Linked DNA regions of Homo sapiens: region 1 is linked to region 2. The links are chromatin contacts, found by Hi-C or POLR2A ChIA-PET in ENCODE. All regions are on one chromosome and are shown on one strand. Each heading gives the region's core, a stretch centred on a gene start or an enhancer-like site at or near the end of the contact. The rest is flanking DNA. Distances are from core to core; before and after follow the strand shown. Region 1 overlaps LINC01476 (long intergenic non-protein coding RNA 1476). Region 2 overlaps YPEL2 (yippee like 2).

What was found. A loop is a pair of places that touch in the nucleus more often than their neighbours do. ChIA-PET counts read pairs that join two places held with the same protein, here RNA polymerase II (POLR2A). Pooled maps may share reads with other maps.
Region 1: a pooled map shows a loop between it and region 2 (2.7-fold over the local background). The contact joins two enhancer-like sites. A Hi-C loop is called at or near these places in 2 of 50 pooled maps. POLR2A ChIA-PET finds 5 or more read pairs at or near these places in 2 of 52 experiments (H1 and endothelial cell of umbilical vein).

The regions. Positions count from the first base shown.
Region 1 is chr17:59,516,856-59,523,028 of GRCh38, forward strand. All of the region lies in intron 1 of LINC01476 (long intergenic non-protein coding RNA 1476), which reads right to left. Among named protein-coding and RNA genes, the nearest start is that of LINC01476, 6.9 kb to the right of the region's middle. Within about 2 kb of position 4,841, at least 5 of the 41 ENCODE cell types and tissues checked have a DNase peak (open chromatin) inside an H3K27ac peak, as active enhancers do.
Region 2 is chr17:59,372,185-59,378,070 of GRCh38, forward strand. The region is part of intron 2 of YPEL2 (yippee like 2); the gene reads left to right. Among named protein-coding and RNA genes, the nearest start is that of MIR4729, 9.0 kb to the left of the region's middle. RefSeq lists an enhancer at 5,856-5,886. Within about 2 kb of position 3,812, at least 8 of the 41 ENCODE cell types and tissues checked have a DNase peak (open chromatin) inside an H3K27ac peak, as active enhancers do.

The DNA.
Region 1 (6,173 bases), core at 3,591-6,090, 150 kb after region 2:
ATGCTTTTTAGACTGCCTTGGTTCTTATTTCTATTTTATATATTATCATATCATATTTTATATATTTATACATTAGTATATAATATTTATATATTGTATACTATAATATATTGTTATATTTATATTTACTGAAATTTTTTTTTTTTGAGACAGGGTCTCTCTGTCACCTAGGCCGGAGTGCAGTGGTGCAGCCTCAACCTCCTGGTATCAAGAGATCCTCCCACCTCAGCCTCCTGAGTAGCTAGGACCACAGGTGTGCACCACCATGCCTGGCTAATTTTTGTATTTTTTGTAGAGACAGGATTTCACCATGTTGCCCAGGCTGGTCTTGTACTCCTGGGCTCAAGCGATCTGCCCTCCTCAGTGTTCCAAAGTGCTGGGATTACAGGCATGAGCCACTGTGCTTGGCCTATTTACTGAAATTAATTCCTTTTAAATTTTCCTTAGACAAGACTCAGTGGAGTATCATGGAGGAATGAGAGGCTTGTTTCTCTGGTTCTCAGCAAAAGGGCATTGGCCACACTGCTGGGAACAGAGGTGGTAATTTTAGTGAAGGGAATCAAAATGAGAGAGCCCAGATAGAGAGGTGGGCCTCACAGCGAATGGCTGAGAAAGACTGGAGCAGCTGTCATTGCCTTCTTGAGACCTTTTCTGATCAAACCAAAGAGGACATTCTACTTTGTTTTTGTAAGACTAAATGCTTTCTATACAAAACCAGAGCTTAATGTTTAGATGTAAAATAGTGAAACCCCAAAATACATTAAAAGTATGTTGGCTGGGCAAGGTGGCTCAGGCCTGTAATCCCAGCACTTTGGGAGGCCGAGGCAGGCGGATCACAAGGTCAGGAGGTTGAGACCAGCCTGACCAACATGGTGAAACCCCGTCTCTACTAAAAATACAAAAATTAGCCGAGCAGGGTGGCGCATACCTGTAATCCCAGCTACTCAGGAGGCTGAGGCAGGAGAATTGCTTGAAACTAGGAGGCAGAAGTTGCAGTGAACTGAGATCGCACCACTGCACTCCAGCCTGGGCGACAGAGCAAGACTCCATCTCCAAAAAAAAAAAAAAAAAGTATATTTTGATGCTTTTTAATCACAAATTATAAGAAACTCTCTATATTCATTCAAAGAAATAGTACATGCTCAGATGCGCCCTGCTCCAGGGAAGCCTTCTCTGCCTCCTTCTCTTTCTCTCTTCCCAGTATAGGTACCTCTCTTCTGTGCTTCTGAAATACCGTGAGCATCTAAACATATTGCATACGCGTATTATGTATTTATTTGTTTATGCTCATCGTTGCATATTATATGTTTATTTGTCTACTTCCTCCATTTCATTGTGAGCTCTTTGAAGGCAAAGAATGTGATATATTCTTTTTGTACACGTAGGAGTGAGCAAAGGCACATAAATGTCCAATAAATTTTTTTTGGAAGAGAGATTGAGAGAGAGAATACTATGTTTATTCTTTGAAACCATACTTTTTTTTTCTTCTAGGACAGGAAGCAGCTAAATCATACATTTCATTATCAGGACTTTTGACTGCTCTGAACTGATTTCAAGAAAAATGCCTTGTTTGAATCCAGTAGCTGATGTGGTTGAAAAGCACAAAAATATGCTCCTTTGTTAGTGCAAATTGATTCAATAATTCCATAGCTATCATCGGGATAAAGCACATTTAAGCCACATCGTTCACTGAGAACTTATGTGTTTTAAAGTGAAATTTTCAAGTCAGAATTTTAACAGAGAAAGGCAAAAATTTTTAAATATTGACTTCTAGAAGCTTGAATTCAATTAAGCTTGTTTTGCTAAGAATAATTTTTACTCAAAACTCATTAGTAAATGAAAAGAAACTCATTAGAAGATGTATATGTTGGCCGGGCGCGGTGGCTAATGCCTGTAATCCCAGCACTTTGGGAGGCCGAGGTGGGTGGATCACGAGGTCAGGAGTTCAAGACCAGCCTGGCCAAGATGGTGAAACCCTGCCTCTACTAAAAATACAAAAAATTAGCCGGGCGTGGTGGCGGGCACCTGTAATCCCAGCTACTCGGGAGGCTGAGGCAGGGAATTGCTTGAACCCGGGAGGTGCAGGTTGCAGTGAGCCAAGATCGCGTCACTGCACTCCAGCCTTGGCGACAGACCGAGACTCCGTCTCAAAAAAAAAAAAAAAAGATGCATATGTTATGTACATTTAAAAAATCTCCTAGAATGGAAAGCTATTACTTTTTATTTCACATGCATCATTTCTCTCATTTTAGTATGAAACATTTAAAAATATTTTCCATTTCATCTTTAATTTGACTTAGCCCTGATTTTGTAGACTTTCTCAACATTCTGTGATTATTGCATCAGGACGATGAAATATTTCAAAACAACTATTTTATAAAACAATTAAACTTCTGGAAAAATAACCCATGTTTTTCTTCCGTTATGTCACTTCAAATGTTCATTATTGAAAACTTTCTCAGTACTTTTAATGCTTACTAATCAATTATTTTACAATAATTTATTGAGAAAAAATTATTCTAAAGTATTACTCTAAAGCCTTGGGTAAAAAACATATTTGGATATTTGTGACAAGTAAAACAGAAATGCCAGGCTTCAAAACAGATTAGCTTTGGCAAAGAAACATCTTGCTGAATGTAGACATACAGTATCCTCTCTCTATAAGAACAACTTATGTTAGAATCTGTTGTTGCATATAAAAGTCTTATTTGAGTGGAAACTTGTACATCTGTCAAATGAAACTTTGTGGAAAAGATCAATTCATTTTAGGAAAATAAGTAAAATTAATATGCAGAAAAAATAGCTTTAAAAAAGCAGTGTACGTTCATTAGCAATTTGGATTCAGACAATTTGTCAAAGGAAGCTGCTACTTGTATTTATGAAACTGGGGCAAAATGTTGGCAGTCTTGTCGGGTCATTTTACTTGGAATCATGGACGGCTGAAGCAAAACAGGATCTTAGACATCATCTGGGTCAGGGGTACTCTACTTTCGTTACGCATGGGAGGATTACCTGAGAAGCTTTTTTTTTTTTTTTTTTTTTTTTTTTTTGAGACAGAGTCTTGCTCTTGTTGCCCAGGCTGGAGTGCAATGGCATAGTCTCAGCTCACTGCAAACTCCACCTCCGAGATTCAAGCAATTCTCCTGCCTCAGCCTCCTGAGTAGCTGGGATTACAGGCATGTGCCACCACGCCTGGCTAATTTTGTATTTTTAGTAGAGATGGGGTTTCTCCATGTTAGTCAGGCTGGTCTTGAACTCCTAACCTCAGGTGATTCACCCACTTCTGCCTCCCAAAATTCGGGGATTACAGGCGTGAGCCACCGTGCCTGGCTGAGAAGTTTTTTAAAAAGCCTGCACTCAGACCCTGACCCCTTGTTCCCCCTTTGTTCTCCCCAACTCAATTGGTTTGGCTTAGGGCTCAGAATCAGGGTTTTTTTGTTTTTGTTTTTTTAATTGTGGCAAAATATACAAAACATACAATTTACTATATTAATCATTTGTAAGTATACACTTCAGCGTTATTAAGTGCACTTACATTGTTGTGCAACCGTCACCACCACCCATCTCCAGAACTTCCTTCATTTTCCCAAATAGAAACTCCATACCCATTAATCAGTAACTCCCTATTCTCCCCTCCCCATCCCTTGACAGCCACCATTCTACTTCCTGTCTCTATGAATTCGACCGTGCTAGGTAGCGCATATAAATGGAATCATACACTATTTGTCCTTTTGCTTATGCTTATTTCACTTAGCATAATGTCTTCAAGACTCATCCATGTTGTAGTAAGTACCAGAATTTTCTTCCTCTGAAAAGGCAGAATAATATTCCATTGAATAGATAGATATACCACATTTTATTTATCCATTCATCTGTCGATGGACATTTTGATTATTTCCACTTTTTGGCTACAGTGAATAATGCCTCCATGAACATAGATGTCGGTTTGAATCCCTGCTCCCAATTTTTTTGGCCATATACCTAGAAGTGAAATTGCTGGATCATATGATAATCCTGTGTTTAATTTTTTGAGGAACTGACATAGTTTTCCACAGCAGCTTCACATTTTTACATTCCCATCAGCAATGCACAATGATTCCAATTTCTCAGCATCCTCTCCAACTTAAGTGAAATTTTAATCTTTATTTATGTAACCCTTGATAGTAAAAACTTTTCTAACCCTCTTATCTTTAATTATGCTGTATTTCTAAGTTGCATGGTCCTTTTATAGAGAGACAAGGTCTTGCTCGGTCATCCAGGCTGAAGTCCCGTGGTATGATCATAGCTCACTACAGCCTTGAACTCCTGGGTTTAAGAGATCCTTCTGCCTCAGCCTACCAAGTAGCTAGGACTACAGATATGCACCACCATGTCCATCTAATTTTTAAAAAAGAATTTCCTTAGAGGTGGGGTTTTGCTTTGTTGCCCAGGCTGGTCTGAAACTCCCAGCCTCAAGCGATCCTCCCACCTTGGACTCCAGAAGTGCTGGGATTACAGGCATGGGCCTCCGTGCCTGGCCACAAATATTTAAGTTCTTATTCTTCTATCTTCAACAGATACCTTCTTTGATTATAAAAGCAACACAATATATAATTATCAAAAACCTACAAGTCACATAATCTCCATTTTTCCAGGCTTCACCAAGTTGAGAGTACTCATGGGGCCATATTAACAGTAATACCCAAAAGTTGCTGGCTTTTACTCCCAGGCGAATCTTCTTTCCTTCTGCTCTGCCTTGCCACGTTCGGGGAAGTTCCCAGAAAATCTAAGCATGATTTGGGGGAAGAGTCACTGATGTAATTTCCTAGACAGCCACTGGAGGGCAGCAGCTCCCTCTCACCCCCGACCCCAGCCCTGAAGAGGATGCTGCCATCAGGCCCAGAGCATTCCTGAAGCAGCAAACTCTCAGTCATTGCATGGAAACTCTACAGAAACAGGGGGACTATCCCTCTTCCCAACTCTTGGTCACACGTTGTGACCTGGGTTTCGTAAAGTCCTATGTGGAAACAAGCACATGTCAGAGTCCAAGCTTAATAGCGGGTTGAGAATGTGATACACAACAGGATGACCCTGACAGCCTGCAGCTGGCGGCTATCTAGCGTTCCCTCACGCAAGATAAGCAGTTTTCACAGAATAACAACAATAATCAGACAAGGTCCCTCCGTAACCATGGTGGAACAAGACAATAACAAGATTGCAACTTACTCAATCTGAACATGAACACAGACAAAGACATTAAACAATCACGAAAATAACCAAATAGCCACCCTGATGTAGTCACACGAGTGACTCTAGCCTCCCAGGTAAAAATTAAGACACCCAATCATCAGGCCGGGTGCATTGGCTCATGCCTGTAATCCCAGCACTTTGGGAGGCTGAGGCAGGTGGATCACGAGGTCAAGAGATCGAGACCATCCTGGCCAACATGGTGAAACCCTTTCTCTACTAAAAATACAAACTAGCCGGGCGTGGTGGTGTGCACCTGTAGTCCCAGCTACTTGGGAGGTTGAGGCAGGAGAATCACTTGAACCTGGGAGGCAGAGGTTGCAGTGAGCCGAGATCACGCCACTTCACTCCAGCCTGGGCAACAGAGGAAGACTCCATCTCAAAAAAAAAAAAATTGCACTTTGGGGTTTGCAGCAACCTCTTGTTAGTATTTATCCTATCTAGTGGAGAATTTCTCTTTATTTTAACTACTGCCTGAAAGACACTGCTGTGATACATTAATTTTTAATGTAAGTAGGTGCATAGCTATAATGAAAACATCATAATAAATCTTCATACGTGCTGAGAAGATAATCTTGAAATCTATATTATATAAATATCGTCACTTCAATTTATTGTGTACAATTAATGAAGTTTAAAAATATAAGTTCTGAATAAAATTTACAGTATTCTGCTTTTCCTTTAAGAAGAAGGCTGAATTTATCGTGGACTTTTTTGGTATAGCTATTGTAGATAGGAGTTATTGTCAACTTTATGAGTCAGCTAAGTGAGAAACATATTAAATTATTTTTTTATTGACCTGAATTATCTTAATTGGCTCCATCAAACTCACCAAATATTCAACCCTCAAATTGGCTTTCCTATTCAGAAGATGAAAGCAAACACTGAGAGTAGTTTCTGTTAAAAATGCAATTCCATTTAAAATAAAAGCAGCTGTCTGTTAACTA
Region 2 (5,886 bases), core at 2,562-5,061:
AAGGTAGCAATTAAATGTTTGTCTTGGAATAACCCTGGCCTCTGAATTTTCCCAGAAGCCCTAGCCTGGGGAAGATGATTAAAAATAGATCTGAGTAGCACTTCCTGCTTGGCAGATGGCTGATAGCAAATGCTAGGCTTGTGGCTGACCTTTCCTTTCTGAAATCTCCTCTGTTTCCATGATGCTAATTGAGTCCCTCTCTAGGCCCAATCAAAGACTCCTTAGCTGGTTGCAAAAAAGTAAAATACAAAAAGCATGGCTTGCTGTCCTGGCTGGGCTCAGTTCATGGAGCAACATGAAAGTGCTGGAATTTGCATGGAAACACCCACTCTGTGGTCTAACCGGCTGGTCCTTGTTTAGAAACTAACAAGTTCTGCTTTCAGATTTACTGCCCAGTGCTGCTAAGGATCCCACACCCTCTCCGCTCCCTTCAGTAAGGAAATATTTGTGCATTGAAGAGTGATAAGAATGCCCTGTGTTTAGATGTGGGCACAATAGACAATGCTCACCACACAAAGCAGATGCCTAAGAGAGGCAGGAGCCTTGTAAGATGTGTGTCCTAGGACTGACTCTGTCCCCATCCACTGTTGCCTTTCCTCATACCCAAGGTGGTTGTGAGAAGTTAAAGTAAATAGTGCTTATGACAATGCCCCGAGGCAGTATCAGAACATGGGACATACAGTGTAGTGTTGTTATTATTATTTTAATTTTTTGACATGGGCTCTGTTGCCCAGTCTGGAGTGCAATGGCATGGTCTCGGCTCACTGCAACCTCTGCCTCCCAGGCTCAAGTGATTCTCCTGCCTCAGCCTCCTGAGTAGCTGGGATTACAGGCGTGTGCCACCACACACAGGTAATTTGTATTTTTAGTAGAGACAGGGTTTCACCGTGTTGGCCAGGCTGGTCTTGAACTGACCTCGTGATCCACCTGCCTCAGCCTCCCAAAGTGCTGGGATTACAGGCGTGAGCTGCTGTGCCCAGCCTATTTTTATTATTATATGTTGCAAACATCTCAGGGCCACCATTGATTTCTCCTCGAGTTGTTATTCTCCGTAGGAAAGAGATGGGGATGTAGCTGGACTGTACTGAGGAGTCCTTAGCAGCAAAACAGATGCACTTCCAGCTGCTTAATCATGATAGGTGGAGTAGGTTGCCGGGGGCTTCTGCTGGCTTTCAAGGCCTCACAGCCTCTTTGACCTTACTTCCTCTTCATGAAAGCCCTCTGCTGTGATCAGCCCTCCTACAGCGCTCTCATCTCCTCCTGTCCCATCCATCTTCTCTGAACTCCTTTAACAGCCATAATTTATTGCCGCGATTTATACTGCTTTAGACTTAATGTATTTTAGTCCCGTTTTCTAGGTGGCTAGATGGACTAGCTATATACTCTCTGCGGTGCCCAGCAAGGCTCCGGACATGGCTGCTCATTAGATATTTGTTGATTGATCATCATGGAGACACAATATTTCTTCATGTGGCCCTATCACAACATTCTGAGTCACTCCCTTCTTGTTGGACACTTGGGTTTCCCTGTAATTTTTTTTACCATCAGAGATCGCTTTAGTGGGACTCAAAGCTGTTTTGCTCAGGAGATGATTTTCCAATGCTTGATATTTCACAGTAAGTCAGGCACTTGCGTTGGCCAAGAAAGATTGAGCACCCAAATAAGTGGAAGGGATTTATGTTTCTATGTCTAAGGATGGGAGTCTTAAGGAATTATCAGATAAGGTCGGTCATCTGATGAGCAGAAAAGACTTGCTTTTTACGCAGATAAACAGGAAGTTTGAAAACACAAGAGAAGTCTGAGTCAGAAATGTTCATTTAATATGCGAGGCATCTATTCTCTTGAGAATATGGACTCACAGAATGTTCACCCTTGTAAGAGACCTTGCTCAATCCCTTCATTTCACAGATGATGCAATCCCAGTTCAGAGTATCGGGGTTCTAGCTAAGGACACCATCCTAGTTGAAGGCAGATGATCTAGCCTTGCCTGGCAGGGTTGGAGTGGGTAGTCTGGTTATTCTGACCCAGTTATGTTCCATTTCTAGAGGGAATACCAAGAAGCATCAGTGTGTGCTCTTGCATTTTGGCAAGCACCCTATGCTCAAATCCTTCTAATAATTATATGCCCATGTCTCTTTCATAAGGCTCTTTGGCTAGGAGTTCTTCAGTCCCCACCATAATTCTTACCACCATGACCCTTTCAAGTAACACTGTCTCTTCCTTGATACTGTTTCACATAACTCTACTCTTGAATCCAGTCCCAGAGGGTTGGAATAGAGAGGCTGAAGGTGGATATATGCTAATGGCGCTCACCAGAGGAAAGTCTGATGTTGGACAACTGCCACAGCAGGGACAGTCACAATGTACTTCGGTTTGTGCATGTAACCTGAAGCCCAATTAATTGTTTCAGTAAGGCCTGGTGCTTTGATTAACATTAGAAGGAAAGTGTAGGAAGTGTCTAGGGAACACCTTTTAGTATGAAATGAAAAAGGTGTAGAAAACAATAGTGAACATGGTCAGACCAGGCCACATAGGGAAAATTTGAAGGGACCGGTAGGAAGAAGGTGGATATTGTTATCCCATTTCACAGATGAGGAACTTTTGACCCGAAAGCCGAACAAACCAAGAGTACGTGGCAGAGGAAGTGCTAGAACTGGGAACTGAACCTAGTCAGTTTATCCAACTACATAATTCTTCATTCTACCAAGCTACTAAACTGGGAGAAGTTTAGCCCATAGAAGGAAAACCTGATGTGGGAGAGATAAGAGCTTTAAATCTATGACCTGAAGTGTTACAGTGCCAAGGATCTAAAGATGGAGGAATCAGGAAGCTCTAAGGAGAAAGAGCTCAGCTCACATAAGGAATTTTGGCATTGTCAGAGTGATTGGCAGTAGAATGGGCTTCCTCTGGAGGTAGTGAGTTCTCTGCCCCTGAAAGTATTCAAGGAGAGGTTTGGTAGAAATGTGGGGGAGAGCCATGCTTCAGGTGCATGGTTGACCTTTGCGCATAGGGAGGGGTCTTTCAAATCCCAGTGTCTGTGAGTGTATTTAAAACTGGATAAAGTCATGTATGTATGTTTTCCTTTGAGATCCTTCACTGTACCCAAACTACAGCCCACTGCATGAGATTCCAGTGGCCTGTAATTACTTAAATATTTCTCTTTGCAACTCCTGAAGCATTCTTCAGTATTCTTTGCTAGTTCTTTGCTATGTGGTCCAGGTGCCAAAGCAAGAAGGGATTTAGAGTTTCTTAGCTTTTACTTATTTGTTTCCAAGAGATTTTAAATTAGAATCATTCATTCAGTCTTGAGATGAAAAAGCTGTTTTTAGGCTGGGACTCAGAGGGTGTTCCCTCGGTGGTCCTCAGACAGCCTTAAGCATTGCAGGTCTACAAATTTAATATTATCCGTTCACTCGAGTGATCAAGCTCTGGTGAAGTGATTCACAGTAACACAACTCACAGGAAATTAATTTGGAAACTGCAATTCTAATTCATTAATTTACAGTGGAGCAGATAATCCTGAAAGCTTGGACTGTATGTTGTCTTTGTTGAAGGTAAACCCACTTGAGCGAGAGAATTAAATTTAGGCGATTGCTAAGTCAATATGGAATCAGAGCAGAGAAATTTGAATAGCCTAAGAGATTTTCATAAGTTCTAACAGAGTGAGCCATCCTCCTTCATCAGAGAGACAGACTTTTCCAGTGAATACCCTCTAGAAAAATTTTGGGACTTAGAGTCAAAAGCTGTGGGTTTAAAGTTCTGACCTTGACTTACAAGCTGTGTGAAACTGGGGAAGTTTAACAGCTCTAGGCTTCAGTTTCCTCCTCTGTCTTGGAGGTTTTATCAGTTCACATGTGAAAGTGTTTTGCATATTCTGACATCCTATATACCTGTCAGTTTTAGTCTCATTCTGTTTAGGCTCCCTTCTTTTTAGGAAGTCATTGGGATGACACCTTCATGACCCCATCTTCATTCTTCCCTAGACTTTAGAGCCAGACTGCCTGGACCTCTGTCATCATTTATTGATTGTGGGTTTGTTGTTGTTGTTGTTTTGAGATGGAGTCTCTCTCTGTCGCCCAGGCTGGCATGCAATAGCGTGATCTGGGCTCACTGCAATCTCTGCCTCCCAGGTTCAAGTGATTCTCCTGCCTCAACCTCCCTAGTAGCTGGATTACAGGCACCCGCCACCACATCCGGCTAATTTTTGTATTTTTGATAGAGACGGGGTTTCACCATTTTGGCAGACTGGTCTGGAACTCCTGACCTCAGGTGATCCACCTGCCTTGGCCTCCCAAAGTGCTGGGATTACAGGTGTGAGCCACCATGTCCGGCCAGATAGTTTGACCTTAGGCATATTTCCTAGCCTCTCTTCTCCGTACTTTTCTCATCTGTAAGGTGGGAAGAATGATTATACCCACCTGGTTTTCGTTGTTTTTTGTTGAGAGGATTAAGTTACTTCACTTTGAGTTACTGTTTGAATCCTGCCCTAGTACATGGTAGTCATCATATGAGTGTGAGCCATGACTGTTATTTCATAATTTCTAACTCATTTTTATGAGCCACCTCAGTCTCATTTACAAACTCTAATTTCACTGTAGTGATTGCTTATTAGAAAATAGTCAGGCGTGGTGGTGGGCGCCTGTACTCCCAGCTGCTTGGGAGGCTGAGGCAGGAAAATCACTTGAACCTGGGAGGCAGAAGTTGCAGTGAGCAGAGATGGCACCACTGCACTCCAACCTGAGTGACAAGAGCAACACACTGTCTCAAAAAAAAAAAAAAAAAAAAAAAAAACAAAGAAAAAGGAAAGAAAGAAAATATTTTGAAAGCAATCCCTTCTGTAGCATGTGGCTTCCATTGTGGAGGGTGGCTTTCTCAGGCCTTTTTGCCTAGATTGGTTACAAAGGAAGTCTTACTTTGGGAGTCGGTAGGTTTTGCCCACTGACTTCATAGACAACCTTTGAAGTATAAGAACATTTTCATTGGCCAGTGCCCATTTGGCTTTGGGATCAGGAATGCAAATTGAAACATAAATCAGGAAATTGATATTTGTTCTTCCTAGGCATATTAATTTATATTATCCTTTTTAACTCTAACAGTTGTTTTCAAGGGCCCGATGGCTTTGAGAGACATTTGAGCTCCAATATTTCAGCCCTCCTAAAGGTTCTGGCTTATATTTGAACTGCAGAGGGCCCAGCTCTTAATGGCTGACTGCCCTTGCATCCTGGCACCACCGTCAGTGTCTAACTCAGAAGCTAGACTCCCTGAACAGACCTGGTGAGGATGGCATGTTGGCCTCTCTTCTGTAGAGGATGGGGATATCTGATCATGGGCATCCCCCACTCCATCCTTCTGGACGAGGCATACTTCCCATGCCTCACTCCCTCTCTGCAGGATGCTGAGAGCTGGCAGCATCTGCTTTCCCACTGGCTGCATGTTTACCTTGGCATCTGCTGTTCTAACCCCATGCCACAGACTGGAGAGGTTTATCCTGCTCCTGGTTCAGCAGAGAACAGCACACTGCCAAAGCCCCATTTGAAGCTCTTAGGACAGTTGGAAGAGGTGTGGGAGAGGAGCTTATGGGGTCTAAGCCGTAGGGGGATTTGGAAGAATCTGGGGTGCTCAGGCTGAACAGCCTGGCCCTTCCAGACTAGTTTTGCAGCTCCCATTTTAAATCCTGAAAGCCTGTGCTGGTGTGAAGGGAAGCACACGTTTATTAAATGCTTTTTATGAGCCACATTTGGTACTTACTATACACACAATCATTTCATCTTCACCACGTCCCTCTGGAATAGGGCGTTATTGAATCGGCAATATGTTCCTCCTTTCTGTAGAGAACCCTGAGGCTCGGAAGGATGAAGTGACTGGCCCAAGGTTTATACAGCTAGT